Linked DNA regions of Mus musculus: region 2 is linked to region 1. The links are chromatin contacts, found by POLR2A ChIA-PET in ENCODE. All regions are on one chromosome and are shown on one strand. Each heading gives the region's core, a stretch centred on a gene start or an enhancer-like site at or near the end of the contact. The rest is flanking DNA. Distances are from core to core; before and after follow the strand shown. Region 1 has its middle 31 kb from the start of Gm3716. Region 2 holds the start of C030018K13Rik (RIKEN cDNA C030018K13 gene).

Region 1 (4,663 bases), core at 985-3,484:
CAGTACAAGCTTCGGTTCCACAGTGTGAGGACTTATCTCCCAGCAGTGACTGGAGGTTAGGGTGTCTGGAGAACTCTTTTAATCCAGGATTGACCCCAAGGTGACCTTTCCCTTCCTTCCCACTATCTCTTAACTCATGAGTCTGGATTCTGGAGATTGGACTGGCTGACTGAGTGAGTGAGTTAACGAATGAATGAATGAATGAATGAATGAATGAATGAAGATGATAGCTCCATCTCTCACAAATCTAAATGCACAATAGACCCTCAGTGGAGGTTTTTTCAAAATTAAAAACAATAGTTACTTACCAGCTCTGTCAGCAGATTGATCCAGGAAAGAGGTCTGAGAGTTGACTTGAATTAGGTGTGAAGGTTGGTTGGAATTCAATTACCCATGACCCTCCGGTCTTTTCTGCCAGGCCATGATTTATAGAGGCTGGCTAACGAAGGTTGGGACCCATAACACTGCAATCAGCCTTTCTTTGGAAGATGAAGGTCCAGGAATTATCTAAGGGGCAGTCTCAGGCCTGATGACATTTCTTAGGTTGGAAATATCTTTGTGACTTGGCCCAAGAGCAGCCAGGCTCAGACTTGGACACAAATAGCAAGCACAATCAAGCTGCAGGAGTCCTCGCTCCTATTTTTCTTCACAATCACTCTGACCTAGTAGCCCTGCCTGACACACATAAATGATCTATGGGCTGTGGGTGGTTAGGGTCCTTGCTCATGGATATCTGGGGGCATCTACTCACTGAAAAGGCCAATGGAAAACCAGAAAATTGTATCAGTTAAAGTAGGCAAGGGATTCAACTCATCACCACCGTTTCCTTTTTTCTCCAATTTAGATTTTCCTTCTCAGTCTCACCTTAAGGTCTATCTGATCTTGTTACAGCCAGGCTTAATGGCCGTAGGAGTCTAAGACCCAGCTACATATTTTTCCCCATCACGTAACAACATTCTTGAGAGGCGGAGGAGGCTGAGGAGATGGTTGCACACATACATTCCTTGCTATGCAGCATTAGGATTGAGTTTACCGTTCCAGTATCCATGCAAAAGCGAGGTATGGCCGCACACATTTGGAATCCAAGCTCTGTTGAAGCAGAGACACCCAGAGATGGGGGTATCCTAGGGCTCGCTAGCCAGACAGCCTAGCTGGGTCAGGGAGCCCCAGGATCAGTGTGAGACCTTGTTTCAAAAAATAAGGTAGAGGGCAACTAAGGAAAGCCCCTGACATCAACCTTTGGCCTCCACACACTCCAGAATGAGTACACACACACACACACACACACACACACACAATTTTTTTTTTTGTTATTGTAGTTAATATCCCAGAAGGCGTCTTGAAACCATGGTGATAGTAACAGTTGCACAACTGTAATCCCTGCACTTGGGAGGCTGAGACAAGAGGATGCCAAGTTCAAAGCCAGCTGCTTCCATAGGGGGAATCTGTCTGATAACAAAACAACAACACACACACCACTACCACCACACACACACATACAGAGTTACTGGCTCATTTGATTGCTGTTACTGTTGCTGTTTGCACGCAGCATCTCTCCTGTGAGTGAGTGAGGTGAATCTGGACCCTGACCTGGCCACCCTTACTTTCAGAGCTCTGAGCAGGTCTGTAGCAGATCCCAATTTGCAAGGCTGGTGAAGGAACAGAGGGTAAGAAGTGATTCCTGCGTCTGCCCTTTGCCCCCTCCGAGGTCACATTGCTTAATGAATCTAGCTGAAAAAAAAAAAAAAACAGTTGAGTGTTGGGAGAGTCGCAGCATCCATGTGTCTTCATAAAGTACCTGTCTCTATACAACAGGCCACTTTCTTCTAATAAAAAGCTCATAAGACAGGCAACTGGACGTGTGGATCTCCAAGCTTACAGAATGAACTCGAACTTGAAAGAGATCCAGCCCATAACGACATTTATTATTTTTAGAGCATTACCTAGTCATTTTGATTAATTCTCTTAGAGTACTTTTCCCTCAAGCTCCCTAGGGGGAGGAGGGTGTGTTGGGGGGAGGGGGGAGGTCTAACGAGACTGTAAAAATACAAATTTAACCTCGGTGAGGAGTTGACATGTTTAGAACTGTAACATGGCAAATCATTGTGAAATCTTCTAATGGGTGCCCGTCCCCTGCCAAACAAGCCCAGCACCCAAAGCACACAAAGAAATCATTGAAAGACACTGGACCGTGTCCAAAAGGCCAGGGCTAATGTTTCACCTAATCTCCCTCCTGGTCTCTCCTGCCTACTGCCGGCCCCACCCACAGGATCCGCACTGGAGAGCTCCCCGCAGCTGCTCCGGGGCATTTACACCCTCTCACCCCACAGCAGCAGGAGGAAAACCATTATGAAGCCAGCAATATAAAAGGGGAAAGATGCGTGGAGGGGGGAGGTGGGAGCTGATGGAGGCAGCGCCTGTTTTCTGGCAGGGTTGCTATGCTTGGGGTGGGGCCAGGAAGAAGGCCCAAATGGGGCCAGAGGTGACCCTGGTTCACGTTTCCTAGGACACTGCAACTTAGGGTAGAAGTGCCTAGGAGCTGGTAACAACAGGGCTTGTTTTTTGTTTTGTTAAGTTCAATTTGTTTCCAACTCTTCTTATCTTGGCTCTGTCTTGGGCATCACAGACTCCAGAGCTTTGCAGGCACAGGGTGGGGTAGGGTGGGGCTGAGTCATTCTTTCTTTCTTTTCTCTTAAAGGGATAGGACTAGGGACGCCTCTTTGAATGCCTGTGGTTTGCTCAGATGTGATGGCAGTCCTTAGTAAAATACTCCGACCAGGCAAGAGTTCTTTTTTCTCTTTGAGGGAGGCTTTCACAGAGATGGCCACCAACAAATTCTAAGGGCAGAAAGGATGTTTGCTGGGAGGACTTTGGACCTGTAAGATAACCCTGATGTTAATCATTATTTCAGCTGGCCAGAGCTGGCCTTGAACTTCTGGACTTGCTAAGTTGAATATGAAGAAATAAATCCAGTCCGGTTGGTTGTAGTGGATGTTTTTAATTCCAGCACTCAGAGGCCGAGGCAGGCTGATCTCTGCAAATTCCAGGACAGCCAGAGCTACACAAAGAAACCCTGTCTTGAAAAGCCAAAAATAAAAAAAAAAATAAAATAAAATAAAATAAAGAAATAGATCCCTTTTAAAAATGAGCATTGATGTAAATGTGAACCTCAGGATTTGTCAAAATTTGTCTGGGAAAAGTATTATGCTTAATATAGGGGCTGTCCAGGTTTGGGAGTCACAGGCCCAGCTGGAATCTCAGCTCCATCATTTCCAGGCCTGTGGCTGTGGCCCATATCTACAGCCTCAGTTCCCCATCTCTAGTAAGGGCAGTGATAGCCTCTGGCTCCCCAAGAGTTCCTTCAGCTGCTCCGGCATCTCAACAGATGTGTATGGCTTGTGCACCCTCCTCCAATCCACAGAGGACATGTGCGCTTCAGCCAGCAAGGAACAAAGGAAAAAAAGTTCAGCCCCTTCCTTGCAGCTTTGTATGGATCGAGAAGTAGCTTCAAACACACAGGACCCAGACACCCTAAGGCTCTTTCTCTTGTTTACTTATTTTTTTATTTTATTTTTCCATTCCATAGCCCTCACTGTGTGATAAGCGCCTTCTGAGCGCTTGACAGAGGTTGACTCCGCCCACCTTTCACCAGTTGCCTATGAAATGCACAGTCTGGGGATTCTTGTTTTGCAGGGGAGGAAACAAACACAGCTTATGGTCCAGGGACATGGCACAAGGGTCTCACCAGTCAAGACTTGAACCCAGGCAACCTAAGCCCTTGTCTTTGTGGGGATTGTGGGCAACTGTTTATTTGGTGAGGGCAACCAAAGGTCTCTCTGTATGAGATACCCAGGCTAGCTCTGCACAGCCTAGAAAATATTATTACTGAAGTTGTCAAAGTCTTCACTGATAAACATTCATAGCCAGAACCTCGGACCAGAAGGACCAGATGAGGTCAGCGGAACAGAGAAGCTGGTTCCCAGCCCTGTGGCTCGCTGCCCATCGCTCCACTCCCACCAGGAGGCGGCTGCAGCCTCTTCTCTGGTCTCCCCCTCAGCCTTTTGGCTCAGTTGACTGTGAATTTGCTGATGGTTGCAGCCTGAGTAGGTGGAGGGTGGCGGGAAGGAGAAAACATCGAAGGAGTCAAGGATAAAGGAAACAACTGGTTTTTAAATTCCAGTGGTTATAAAATCAGTAGCTGGCCATGGCAGACATTGCAAAAGTGGCAGATTTCGATCCTGTTTCCCAGACTCTGTCTCCCCATCCACTTTCCAGCTAGGTATGGTCAGTCACAGGACCCAAATCAGGCCTTTTGTCCTTTCCCTCCACCCCACCCCACCTCCTAGCAGTCCTTCTTGTCCACTTCTTTCTTTGAATGTATGTGCAGTACTTGGTCATGCAGGGGTTAAAGACATATATAATAATAGGGGTGTAGGGATAAAAACGAAAATATGGCTAAGATCAAATGCAATGTGATAACAGGGGTGCAGGGATTCGATACAGATGTGATGACTGGGGTGCAGGGATTCGATACAGATGTGATGACTGGGGTGTAGGGATTCGATACAGATGTGATAACGGGTGCAGAAGCTGCCACATGTAAACCATGAAGGAAGAGCCAGGAAGCTCTCAGGCATCAGCTCTACAGTGCTGAGCTGTTGTG
Region 2 (4,663 bases), core at 1,007-3,506, 100 kb before region 1:
GTTCACTGGCTGTTAAAAGTATAATGTAGATCCTTCCAGATGCATAAAAGCACACTGTAGTTTTTGCTTTTATTGGGAACAACTTGAAAGTAATAGTTGTTTTTTTTTTCTTAAAGTGGCATTCTGTATATCAGTCCCTCCCCATCAGGGTGGACAGGGCAGGTCTACCTTGCTCTTACTACTGCTGTGTCACGATCTGTGGTAAGGACAGACATTGTTTGCTAGATGATATTCATAATATAACACTTAGTGTTATGTGACTAAGTGTTATATTCATAATATAACACTTAGATTATGTGACAACCCTACCTTTGTCACAGTGTCTCAGAAAGCATCCTTGTTCAAGGACCACAGACACACAAGTGTCACAAGAACCCAATGTGGGAAGTGGTGGCACTTGATCCTTGGCTTTTGACTAATATAAATACAAACCCCAATGCTGTCAGGAGCCCCAGTCCCAGAGGTTAAGCCTCTGTCTCACTTTGGTCCTTACCTTGTTAAGGCCCCAGTGAAATGGTGGTTCCAATGAAGTGGCAGCTTTAGCTTCTGTTTTCCTCTAGTGAAAACTCCCACAGCACTGGCGGAGAAAGGAAAGGCCAGTGTTCCCATCCGTGTGCTCATGCGCAGACCGGCTCTTAGGTCCTCTGGTGATCCCCGCTCAAGGAATAGTGCCCTGGACAGTGTCTGAGTCTTCCCATGGCAATTCACCTTCACAATCCCTCACAGATGTGCCCAGAGGCTGACCTAATCTAGATAATCCTCACAGGCACGCTCAGGGGCTTATTTTCTAAGTGACTCTGAATCCTGTCAAGTTGACAGTCAATGTTAGCCATCATGTCACATCAGAATAAAGTGGTAACTCACAGTGCTTCACCCTTTAAAGAGAAAGGGAACAGTGGGCTCTCCTGATGGTCAGGCATAGCAGCTATCATGGAGAGGATGGTGGGAAGCACTTCCACTCACAGTGGAGAGCCTTGATGGGCTTCAGTGGAGGCCTGGCTTGCTGTTCTTGGTATAGTCTAGCGCAGGTAATCAGCTGTGCAGCCACAGATTTGTGGCTCATCAGTGTGAAGATTTGTGCCCATCTTTCTGCTCCCATTGCTAACCATATTACCTCATCCAAACTACCCTTCTGGATCAATGACTAGACCGTTCCACTGACTCATGTGCTGGTCCTTGGGCTAGGAGATCAAGGCCACATAATATAAAGCTTAAAATATCAAGAATGTCAAAAGCGGTGCCAAGGTGGACTTTCAGAGGCATCCCAGAAGACAGCAGAATAATGAGCAGTCTCTTTGCAGGCTGGTCATGTGTCTCTGCAGAGAGCATCCTGCTAAACCCTCATCAGGAAACTCCTGTTAGGATTTCTGCAGGAGCGACATGGAGAAACACCTGATAATGGTCTCTGTGCTGGCTAGTTTTTTAGGCCAACTCCAACACAAGGTAGAGTTATTTTGAAAGAGGGAGCCTCAACTGAGAAAGTGCTCCCACCAGATTGGCCTGTGGAGAAGCCTGTGGGGGATTGCCAGGTGGGAGAGCCCAGTTCACTGTGGGTAGTGCCAGACACGGGCTGGTGGTCCTGGGTGCTCTAAGAAAGCAGGCTTAGCAAGCCATAGGGAGCGAGCCAGAAAGCAACATTTCTCCATGGCTTCTGCTCCAGTTCCTGCCTCCAGGTTCCTGACCTGTGCTCTTGCCCCGACTTCCCTCCATGATGGATTTATAAGCTATAAAATGAAATAATCCCCCTTTCCAGGGGATGCTTTCACGGTGCTTTATCACAGTAATAGAAAAGTAACTAAGACAGTTTCTTTCCCAGAATAAACAAAGTACACTTCCGGCTGTCAATTTCGTCTCTTTTTTTTTTTTTTTTTTTTTTGACACCCTGTAACTCAATGACAGCTCTTGAGGATCGATATGGTCCAGTGACAGTGAATTGATTGTTCCAGCAGAGATTTTTAATGAGATTGTTCACACCATTCAGGAGCCGCCATCTCCAGCCGATCCCAGTGACAATGGTAGGGACCCTGTGAATAGAGAAAGCGAAGCAACCTTCCTGCTCATTTCTTTTTGAAAGCACCAAGCCCTAGCAGCCAGGCCTTCTTGTTAATTAGTTGTTAATTATTGGGACAGCTCGTGAAATGGGTTTTAAAGAGCTGGCCTGGTGGCAAAGAAAAGAACCTATCACAAGAGACTGAATTGAAGTGCAAGAAAGGGAGAGAAAAGCTTTTACGTAGTTGACTGGCACCAAGGAAATTCTAGCAACATATCTTTGGGGTGCAAGACGGGAGGTCTTGTAGAAATGCATACAGGATACTGGAACACACGAATTAACAGAAATTCACCATCCTCCTCCTCTATTTTTTTCTAGACTAGAAGACACATGGAACAGAGCAGAGGTGACCTACGTAAGGTCACACTTCTGGCTGGTGTCCTAAGATTCAACCGAATGCAGAGAACTCACTACCATCAGGTCCCGTGAAGGTGAGTGTTGGCCATTTGGCTTGAGTTGTCTATGAATACAGGCTTCTGGCCCACTTATTTTTATTCACCCTCAAGGAGGGCTATGACAGAAATAGGTCAAAGCCACACATTGCCAGATTTAGAAATCTCATGCACCACTATGGCCAAATTCAATGATTACTGATATGTTAAAATTAATGCCTTTAAACTCCTGATAGTGTGTGAATAATTGTGCCATTTGTTCCCCACTCTTGTGGAAAGTTAACTCATTACATGTGTACATTTAGAATGTTAGTTTCTATAACTATCTTGGCATTTAAGTGCATTTTTAATGTTTCTACATTTATTTATTTATTTATTTATTTATTTATTTATTTATTTATTTGTGTGATTGGTGTGTGTGTGTGTGTGTGTGTGTGAGCATACTTTTGGACATGTGCATCACAGTATACATGTGACCATCAGAGGACAACTCATGTGAATCATTTCTCCTGTTTCTACTATACGTGGGGCCTGGGAAATGAATTCAGGTTATCAGAGTTGGTGGTTAGCACCTTTACCTGCAGAGCCAATCTATCTCGTCAGCTTGAAATAGATTTTAGGAAATAAACATGTTTTTCTGAAGGTTCAAAATATACAAAACAAGTGGCTGAGCTTTTTTTGACACCTCTGAGCCGCCTGGTTGGGAGACTATCACATTAATAAGTGATAAAAGCTCACTGAGAATCAAGGCATGGTTTTCTTTAGGCAGAGTACTCTGGGTTTCAGAGTTGTAGAGTTGGCATGATGGACCCATCCATCAAGGGCAAGCAGAGGCTAACTACACACAAGCTACTCTCGGAAATAAACGCTTAGACAATGCCGTTACTGTTTTTATTCTCTGTATTACCCATGCCTATCTCTTCGGGTAGCTCCGTTATAGAACTTCAAACATAGCTCATCCAATCATCTTTTAACTTAAAAAATAAATAAATAAAAACTTGGGGTAAAGATCTCAAGTGCATCTTTATTCTCTGCTGAAAAGCTGCTAAATACAGGAAATAAAATACGAAGTCACCGTAACCGGAAGCTCTGCACTGAACACGAGCGGTGAAAGGGGAGATGGGTGGGTGTTATTCTTTAGGGATGCTCTCTGTCCCGCTCCAGTAGCTCTTTGAATGGTGCTGGGCGTGTCTACCTGAGCACTGTAAGGCAAGGATTTCTTGTCTTATTTCTCTTCCAAGACGTGCTGAATGCCCTCCACGGCTCTCCAACTTGAGATGCGTGAGGATCATCTTATGAACGGACATAGAATGTACAAGCCCCTCAGCCGACTCGGAGTTTCTGACTCACTGAGAGCCCTGGACTGGGCAAGTCTGACAAGCGCTTGACTTTTGTTGCAGGCCTGGGTCCCATGTTCTCATCTCTCTAAGCAGTTGCTTTCATCCCTCCCTTTGGATGGTTTAATTATGAGATGTAGTAATGCAGGTCCCTTTTCAACCCTCCTACCTTTCAGGGTCTGCCCCCTTATCTCTGACAGAGAAGATAGAAGGTAGCTAGGAGAAAACTAAAACTAAACAAAACAACCCCCCCACCCCCACTTCCCGTTCAGCTCTGCCCAGCAGAGGGACCTCTCTCCTAGGCACTCTTACAGCACCCATTATTATTCGTTCGTTAGGAGAAAGCATAGGCCAATTGGGGCCAATCCTGTGACTTGGACTTACAATCAAATGGGTAGATAACTATTTCCAGTTGGAAGCAATGCATAATTACGATGCACAACAACTGACATTTGGCTTGGGCCACCGTTACATCTATAGAATCTCATGGAAAGTTTCCAAACATTCTCTGCCATGCTGCCAGGCAGCAGGATCTGGGTAGCCCACCCGGATGAACACACGGGCGGCTTGCAGCCTGCGGTGGTTCTAGTCGATTGGGCAGCTGTTTTCATGAGTTGAGCATCATTTATGGGGCAGAGTCTCAGGCAGACCCATTGGTAACTATTTGTACTATTTGTGTAATTTTTCTTCTGCAGGATAAAATCACTGTGAACCTCTCAACTTGAAGTGTTCTTAAAAACACCAAATGTCATGAACCAAAAGTGGCGTTTTGCGCGTGACTCGAGTCATCCTGCGCCTCACATTCTAAGTGAAAGACCGAGCTAGGTGAATGTTTGTCCTACCACATTCACTCCAGGCATTAACGCATGACAGGAGCGACCTCT

The links. ChIA-PET counts read pairs that join two places held with the same protein, here RNA polymerase II (POLR2A).
Region 2: POLR2A ChIA-PET joins it to region 1 with 30 read pairs in Patski. The contact joins the promoter of C030018K13Rik here to the enhancer-like site in region 1. POLR2A ChIA-PET finds 5 or more read pairs at or near these places in 2 of 5 experiments (Patski and embryonic stem cell).

The regions. Positions count from the first base shown.
Region 1 is chr5:64,577,622-64,582,284 of GRCm38, forward strand. No RefSeq gene overlaps it. Among named protein-coding and RNA genes, the nearest start is that of Gm3716, 31 kb to the right of the region's middle. Within about 2 kb of position 2,235, at least 1 of the 3 ENCODE cell types and tissues checked has a DNase peak (open chromatin) inside an H3K27ac peak, as active enhancers do.
Region 2 is chr5:64,474,752-64,479,414 of GRCm38, forward strand. It overlaps C030018K13Rik (RIKEN cDNA C030018K13 gene), which reads left to right and starts at 2,257. Exons shown (of 2, transcript NR_045413.1): 1 at 2,257-2,481.